2 separate regions of the Homo sapiens genome follow, and region 1 is linked to region 2. A link is a loop called in an ENCODE intact Hi-C map of the cell type or tissue named here. Cell type or tissue: Calu3. All regions are shown on one strand. Each heading gives the region's core, and the rest is flanking DNA. Links, peaks and the distances in the headings are about the cores only. Region 1 has its middle 24 kb from the start of LINC01526. Region 2 holds the start of LOC105377873 (a long non-coding RNA gene).

Evidence for each region. Hi-C counts contacts between places; a loop is a spot of excess contacts. Peaks named below come from ENCODE experiments on the same cell type or tissue, not always from the same donor. Only the 100,000 strongest peaks of a DNase experiment are listed, where the experiment ranks them.
Region 1: a loop joins it to region 2, with 4 times the contacts of the local background. A loop is called at or near these places in 10 of 110 quality-filtered maps.

The regions. Positions count from the first base shown.
Region 1 is chr6:81,836,452-81,840,855 of GRCh38, forward strand. No RefSeq gene overlaps it. Among named protein-coding and RNA genes, the nearest start is that of LINC01526, 24 kb to the left of the region's middle. In Calu3, for the core only: no CTCF peak of the experiment used is centred there; a DNase peak (open chromatin) is centred at 1,670.
Region 2 is chr6:81,765,284-81,769,687 of GRCh38, forward strand. LOC105377873 (a long non-coding RNA gene) reads right to left here and starts at 3,132. Exons shown (of 3, transcript XR_942729.3): 1 at 2,997-3,132; 2 at 2,314-2,444. In Calu3, for the core only: no CTCF peak of the experiment used is centred there; DNase peaks (open chromatin) are centred at 1,678 and 2,499.

The DNA.
Region 1 (4,404 bases), core at 79-4,078, 71 kb after region 2:
GGAATAGATTTTAAGTGTTCCCATCACAAAAAATGATAAGTATGTGCAATAATAAATATGTTAATTAGCTTGACTTAGTCATTCCACAACGTGTGTGTGTGTGTATATATATATATATAAATATCATGCTGTATACCATAAATATATACAATTTTTATTTGTTGATTAAAAACATTTAAATTTAAATTTCAATAAATGGAAAGGGAAATGGGTTTGGAGTCACTCAGAACTGGATCAGATTCCTGGCTGCACAATTTACATGGACAAGTCCTTTAACCTTGATGAATGTCCACTTTCTCATCTTTAAAATTCACCTAATAATACCTCAAGAAATTTCTGGAAATATGAAATAAACTAATGTATGTGAAATGATTGGCAGATGATAGATGATCAGTATCAGGGTCAGTTTCCACCTCTCTGCCCCTCAGTTTCAATCCTTCTTCCCTGTCTTCTGCCCAGGGCTCTTTCATTCTATATCTGATACACAGACAAAATACAATAAATAGTTATTGACTGGGTGAACTTGTGTAAAGATGCTGGTGAGTAGACCATGTTTGCAAATGTGTAGAGTAATATCACCCTTTTGGCCAACCCAAATTCTTGCTTTGCATAGGGACTTCCTTAGCTCTCCAGAATTCCCAGATAGATAACAAGAGGGATACAGGTGAGATGGATATTATTATTGTTGTTTTATGTGCATCAGTATGTATAACTCTGCATGTAGATATTTATACTGGATGGATTTATATAAATTTTCTATTTTTGTGCAAGAGTTTCCTACATTCTACTTTTCTGGATTATGAGGAAATCTTTGAATAGAGTGGGCTTTGCCAACCTCTCCGTCCAAATTCCTGCCTTCTCTTTTCTCTTCCAGCATTCCCATGCCTTCTATATTATGGGTTAAATAATTCAAAAGTGCTCTACCTCCTTGGTGCCTTTGCACAATCATTTCTTCCATTAGACTCATCCTTCCCTTAATCTACCATGTATTAACTTGTCCTTTAGCTCAACCATTACTTCTGAGAAGACTCTCCTAACACCACCTCCTCTTTTCTCATAGTTGTCTAGACTTTTCTACTCACCATATTTTCCATTTTATTATTGGTTTAGTTTCTGTCTGTTTCCTCCCCTAGATTTTCATCCCATGAGAGCTGGGTCAGCAATTTTTCTTGCTTTCTTCTGTGTTTCTATAGTACCCCATAATTCCTGGCACATAGTAGGTGCTTTAAAAGTATTTGTTGAAGGAATGAATGAAGAGGTGAAAGCACTTCACAAATTCACATTTGCTTCTCTTCAAGTAATGCTCTTGTAAGTAGAAAATGGTTGGGTATATTTCCAACAAGGTCATTTTATATAATTTGGCAAACCTGAAAATGATTTTATGTCCGTCTGAGTCCCCAGCACTTAACTCAATATTGTTTTTAAAAAGTTTCTCATAATAAAATACAGCTAAATTTTCAGTGGGTATATAGAGGAAATACAGGAAGAAATACCACTTTTAAACAGGCAAGCTTCATGGGCCATTCACATCTAATGTGCAGCAGAAGCAATTCTATGAATTGTTTCCAATTCCATTATTATACCCATGATTTTTCAATAAGGATGCAACCGCATACCTCTGATTTCCTTCTTAGAATCTTTGTGATGTTGTCGATACAGGTGCACGCCTTCAGTATGCACAACATGATTCATAGAGTGTATAACATCACAGGAGGTTTAACAAACATAAGAAGTAACTAGAGTACAGTTGCTTGACTTGTGTTGCTAGGTTACTATCTAGTAATCCTCTTGCTTATCTTGGGCTTCTGGTATTTTCAATTCCATTTAGTGAGGGTTGGAGCTACTCTGATGTGTCTAGTTCTGTAATATATTAAAAGTCTAGCCAAAAAGAGGTGGCTATTCATTATAAGCGGGAGCTAAGTGTTTAAAAAAACACATGCAATGAGAGAAATAGACCAAATCATCAGGAAGGACAGTGTCAGAAAACTTTGTCTGACTTATTTTAATTCCTTTTTTTAACTATCTGACTGCATGTAAGTATTCATAAGGCTTATCTTGCCAATATAAAATATGCTAATCATGATATTAACATTTTTACTGTTAACACATATATTCTGCCCCCAAATGTCTTTTAGCACAGGTGAGAGAAAATTGGGTGAGTAACATGGTTTTCAGTAGTTCAAGTTTCCCACTCATGGATATTTAAAAATAGAATAATGGCAACATGTCTTTCCTAGAAATTCAAGAAGAATCATCTACTGACTGTCATAAAGCATGAACTATGAGTGATATACATGGGACATAAGAAATAGTTATGAACTTTTTTCTCCATTTAGGCCTAACAGAGCTGAAGAAGATAAAGAAAAATGAAAAGACAAGAAAAGAGAAAAGAAGAGAGAGAGTGAGAAAGAAGAAAGAAAAAAAGAAAGAAAAGAAAGAAGGAAGGAAGGACAGAAAGAAAAAAGGAAGAAAGAGAAGAGAGAAGAAAGAGAAAAGAAAAGGAAGAAAGAAAAAGAAAAGAAACTCTCAATAAATGAGAAGGGTCATTCATCCATTGAGGCAGGCAGGAAGTCACTATATATATTTTACACAGGTAATAAATGGCAGGGGTATTGCTTAGGGCAGGAGGAAAAAGGAATTAAACCCATAGAAAACTGGACAAAGTGCAATACTCTAGGAGTTAGACCTCCAAATTAAATCCTTACAATAATGTTGAGCAAGTGTTTTGATACGTGTATAAGCAGAGTCCTACTGGAACACAGAAGTTCTAATGCCTCCTGGAGGACAGCAGGGAGACTTCAGAGAGGAGATAGCCCTTGAGCAGACTTTCACAGCAATTGCATATTTCCTCCACCAAAATCTCCATAAGGCACTGAACTAATCCATTGCATTGCTGAACAGAAAGTTTATGAAGGGGAATAAAATACATCTGAGACTGGACAGCCACTTGAATTATTTCTAAAGTTCACACAACTCCAAGGTAACACTAACAACCACAACAATTACTATTATTACTAACATTTATTCACAATATTTTATTTTAAATTACCTTTAGTTAAATACTAAGAATCTACAGGACTTAATGCTACAGAACAGAAACCATAAGTAGAAGGAGGCAGTATCTCTCACTGATGAAAAATGAATGAGGACATGTGTTGAACAATGAAATACGGTTTAATAAGGTGTCTCATGTGAACCTGCATAAGACAGAAAAAAGTCTTGCTCTTTAAATCCATTAAACAATAACAAAGAAATTGGTGTCAGAAAACTTAGATATGCGTATTCAGCTATATTAAGTAAAACAAAGACCAAAAGAACTGGAATAATCTTAATTAGATGTTTATTCTAGTCAATATCTATATCTAGTGTGTATCATTTCGGACAGTTGTCTTTCTTTCAAAACCCTTCAGCTAGAATGCCTACCCCACTGTCACCTCCACTGCAGCCTTCAAGACCAAAGTCTTACATTATTATGTGGATCAAGGAGCCAAGCTCAAACAAACATAATCAACAGAGTTATGGTAAAAATTATAGTTGGTTAAATAGTTTACTGGCTCAACTTAAGCAAAAAGAAAGTCTAATTTTGCCAGAATATTGCAGTAGAAACTTCGTGAAGGGTATTGGGGCTGAGTCTACAAACATTTAGCCTAACTAGATTGGAAAGGAAACAAAAATTTAAAACAAAGAAACCAAAAAAAAAAAAAAGTGTGTTTGATTAATCACAGCTTGGCAATAGCTCCTCCACCCAATAGAACCCCAGAAGCATTTTCCTCTGCTGATCCCCTACCATCTTCTCAACTCATTCTTCTTAAGAGGCCCCAGTGAAAGTCAGTTCCACTAGATGTGTGCTGACTCAGTCAGGCCAGCCAACCTCGATTGAGAACTCACCTGAATGCAGGAGCCATGAGCCAGTCAGCTCATCTCTGAAGTGAGAGAAAGAACAGTTCACATCTTCGTTAATTAGATACTAGCAAACTAAATGAGTAGATTCATAGGAGTAGGCTATCATTTTACCACCTGAATGAGAAAAGGAGAGGTGGCACAGATATGATTCTTCAGCAAATTGGCTACAGCTGCCAAATTGCACATTCAGACAGCCCAAGACAGTAACTATTTAACAGAGTATCTGTGCTGGGCCTAAAATTTTCCTAAGACATGTTTTTATATATCTTATCATCAGTTGGGTTGAGGTATAGGCTATGAAGTATAGATGAGACATTCGTTTATCTTTCTAACTGAATTAAGTTCTTGAAAGTGCACAGAAAAGATGGATTCATTTAACACTCATGACTTGGATTTATTTTGCCTCAGTGCATTTGTCTACAAGATGAGACAGACAAATATCTGTTTAAAGGCACCTCCTAGTATTGAGCTGAAAGTAACATAAATAAGAAATGCATTTTA
Region 2 (4,404 bases), core at 120-4,119:
TTTTTGCTGCTGTATGGGGAATTCATGAGGGAAAAATAGAAGAGAAATGGGTTAATAGACTGCTGCAGATATCTGGGCAAATGATGATACTATCTTAGATTACTGCTATTCAAACTGTAGGTCACAACCCATCAGGGTTATATAGTCATTTTAGTGTTTTTTTTTGTGTAATGTAAGATATAATTACCTTTCTTAGAAAATATCATCTTTTTTTTTTTTTTAAATTTTAAAGCTGGGTGTCCTGGGGGAGACATCACATGTCAGCAGGTTCCGTGATGTCCCCTGAGCTGAAAAACCAGCAAGTTTTTATTAGGGATTTTCAAAAGGGGAGGGAGTGTATGAATAGGGTGTGGGTCACAGAGATCACATGCTTCACAAGGTAATAGAATATCACAAGGCAAATGTAGGCAGGGCGAGATCACAGGACCACAGGACCAGGGCGAAATTAAAATTGCTAATGAAGTTTCGGGCTCCAGTACATATAAAGAGACTTATTAAGAAAAGATCATCTTAATAAGTCTCTTTATATGTACTGGAGCACATTGGATTTAAAATTTTGGGATATGCTTTTAACCCGATGAGAAAATAGGTTAATAATAAATTGTCACTGAAAATCAGAAATGTGACTTGGAAAGAAAAGGTACATGTCATGGGCAATTACAGATGCAGAAATCCTTTAATTATAAAGCATGCCCTTACCTGAGGAACTTTATACTATGCTGACATGAGGCTACATCTAATAATAAGCCTTTTCATTTTACACACACAAACACACACCCACGATCTATGAACATGTTAAGACCCATATGTTCAAACAACCCATTTACAAATTGCTAGATGGGACCAGCATGAGCGCCTTACTCCCTTCACCAAATGAAGAAAGCAATTTTGTTATTTCATCACCTTTCTTCTTCCTGGAGTCCTGACAGCATCAGTTATAACAGCATGCCTCTTTTCCCTCATTTTATCAAACACCAGTCTTGCATTTGAGTAGGTGACAAACAAAGATGGCAGCTGTATTTTCCTAGTAGAATCTTAGAGCTCTTCAGAGTCACAAGAATGAGCCTCTAATGGCAGAAAATTAAATCCTAGAGGAAATAACACTAATGGCTACTTAAGATATCTTCCCCCATTGCTTCTCAATCCAGACCACTTAGGTAACTGCATATGTTGTTGTCCATGCATTTTGATAGAGCCATCCAGAGAACCACTCCTGACCTGAGTAGTTGTGCTGCTGACTCTACTGTAAAGCCATTCCTGTGCCAGATGAACCACAGAATTTCAGCAAGTAAGGAGCTAAAGACAGGGGAGCGTTGTAATCTTCAATCTGTTTCTTCATTCTCAAACCTCACAATGTTGGCTCTTTCTGCAGAATTTCAGTTTGTGTTTTATTCACTGAGGAAGTCTGGTACGTAGAAAAGCTTCCTCTTAGCATAGATAAGGCTAACAGGCTAACAGTTATTTGGGTAAGTAGGATTAATTATCAGGAAGCTGTTGATAGTTAATGGCTGACCTGTAAAAACCTGGTTAGAATGAGGTCAGCTAAAATAATAGGGTCTATTTTAAGTTTGGGTCATATAAGACGTCATTAAGGATCACATTATTTCAGCAAAGAAAATATTGCAGAGAGTTATCCTTTTAAAAGAAAATAGCCTTTCTGCTGGAAAGCTTCCAAACCACACCATTGCAAAACCTAAACACTTCAAACCATTGAATGCTAATGTTTAACTGCCTAGCTCTAGTTGTCTTGCAAACCTTTTCCCCTTTGGTAATTGACTTTTTCTGCAATCCAGGTGTCGTTCGGTGTTTTATCCCAATTTTGTTTCTTATGCTGAAGAAAACATATTTTCATTGCCTAGGGGTTAATTTTTTGAACCCCACATAATGTAGAATATATTCTACTCTGTTGCTTGTGATTAAGAGTAGTAATCAGCATTTTACTAGAGTTGAGGAAAGCAGCAAAGGGAAGGGCTAGCCCAAGGCATAATTGGGAAATGCCTGAAATTTTAAAGCCTTTGCCTCATAATTTGTCATTTAACTATTTTTGTGCCTTAATCTCTTGTTCAGTCACTTAGAGCTGCATGACCCCCTCTAAGCTTCAGTTTCCTCCTGTTGCAGGATTGACTGCACACAGTGCAGTGTGCAGCACATTCCCTGAGGCATAGTAAATGTTCAGAAATTGGTAGGTTATCATCATCATCCTCATCAACATTCCTAAACCTCGGGACTAAGGGATATTTCATATTGACTTATGATGAAATTGTTTGTAAAACATTTGCTTTTAATTTTATTCTCAAAGACTAAAAAACTTACCAAGCCCAAAGGAATGTGCCTCTAGTTCTAGTATTTGAGGCCACCACAGGAGGTGGAGAAGAAATGTGGTAGCGAGTGCGGGAGTCTTCCCTCCTTTGTAGTGCTGACAGCTACCTGTTCATTAGACTGGCCTTGTTGAAAAAAAATGATAATATGAGTCAGGCATGGGGACCAAGACAACATGCGGGACCTGCCCTGCTTACACCAGAGCAAGAGAGCCCATGTCCTGGTCCAGTTCCAAAGCCACTCCCCTGGCAGAACACCTGTCTGGATTCTTCCTCCTCCCTCCTGTCACCAAGATTCAGTGAAGAGTCTAATTAGTTAGTGGATGTTTAAATGCTGTATTGGAGGGGCAGATATAAGATCTGTGGGATCTAAAGATTATATAATTATGGGGGAACTCTTTAAAAGAATACAAAATTATAAGTAATAGATATGTGTGAATATTTAGTTAAGATGAGAAATCACCACAAAGTATACATATAAACAGCTAACAAATACCACAAACATAAAAAATCCAGAAAAATATTTATTAATTAAATCCCTGATTCATCCTACACTTTTTTTCTACTTTTTTCTTCTTGATTGCATACTCTTTGATTGCACCCCTATGTATGGTAGAAGAGGATTTCTGACTTTTCTGACTTAACACAGCATTGATGAGATTCAAAACCTTTGCTTACAATTTTTTTGTTATGATGATTTGAAAAATGTTCAAGTCTTCTTTCTCTTCTACTGCCCACATACTTCTGGCACAGCACAGCATGCTCATATAGTATTACAACCACTGTGTCTTCATTCTGTGATTGCAGATGAGTGGGAAGAGGGTTTCTGAAAGTATTCCTGCACATGGACAGGTAGCAATAATAATTACTATACCTGAAAATGACTGCAAACCACATAAATCCATCTCCCTAAACCCAAATAGAGGGACTCCCAATTTAATTTCCCATTAGCCAAATCTCAAAAATGTCCACAGCTAGTCTGGGACTATCCAACATGAAAAGGCATGGAAAATAATTCATATGAAAAGAGATTGCAGTCTTTTTTTTTTTAGAAGGTCTCACTGTCACCAGGCTGGAGTACAGTGGTGTGATCATAGCTCACTGTAACCTTGAACTCCTGGGCTGAAGCAATTATACTCCTGCCTAAGCCTCCCAAGTAGCTGGGATAACAATTGTGAGCCACCACACTCAGCCTAAACTGCAGTCTTAATCGTGGCTAAAATGTTTTGCTCTTTCAAATATTAGAAAAGCATATGCCCAAGCAAGTGAGAGTCCCTGAAGATGTAAACTTCTTTCGCTTCACAGAAAATCTACCTCTGCACAGAGGAATTAGCCCCATAGGATCCTGAGGATGAAGGTGAGTTCCTGCCCTCCCATGCTTACAGAAAGAGCTATTTTAGGCAGAAGCACTGTATACTATAAGAACTTATATAACAAAAATAATATCAGCATTATTACTGAAGTCCATTTTGTCCAAGCATGAAGCAATCTCAGGCAGAAATCACAATATCAGGCTCTTTGGAGAATGGAGAAGAAACTGGAACTGTCCACATCTTGAACTATGAAGAACCTGGTTCTTTCCTGTCCCCTCCCTCAGCTCTGCCCAAAGTGACCTGAAGAAGCAATTGTCTTTAATCTTATCTAGTTCAATAATTTTAATTGATTCTCTGAATCCAAACTCTACTCTGTCACTAACTAGCTGTGTGAGCTGGGACAAATTAGCCTAAGCGTTTGTATTCTCATACATAAAATGGCAAAAATATTTTATTTGCATAACTGTGAAAAAGATTAAATGGATAGTGTATGTACATTACCTGGCACCTAGTAGATAACTAAGATATTGTAGCCATTTTATTATTGTTCACATTTCAAGTGATAACTATAAGGGAGGAACTAGAAAGGGAATATTGAACAGCCAGGACTCCAGATTACCAAACACAGCATGGAAGATCAAACTCCATAAATGCTAAAAGGGATTATTTCAGTTTCAACTTTTTTACTTGCTCCCAGAGCCCAATGGCAACACAATGAAAGTGGCCGTGGCAACATGACAGCCACAGTACTCTATGAACAGAGTGTATCAATA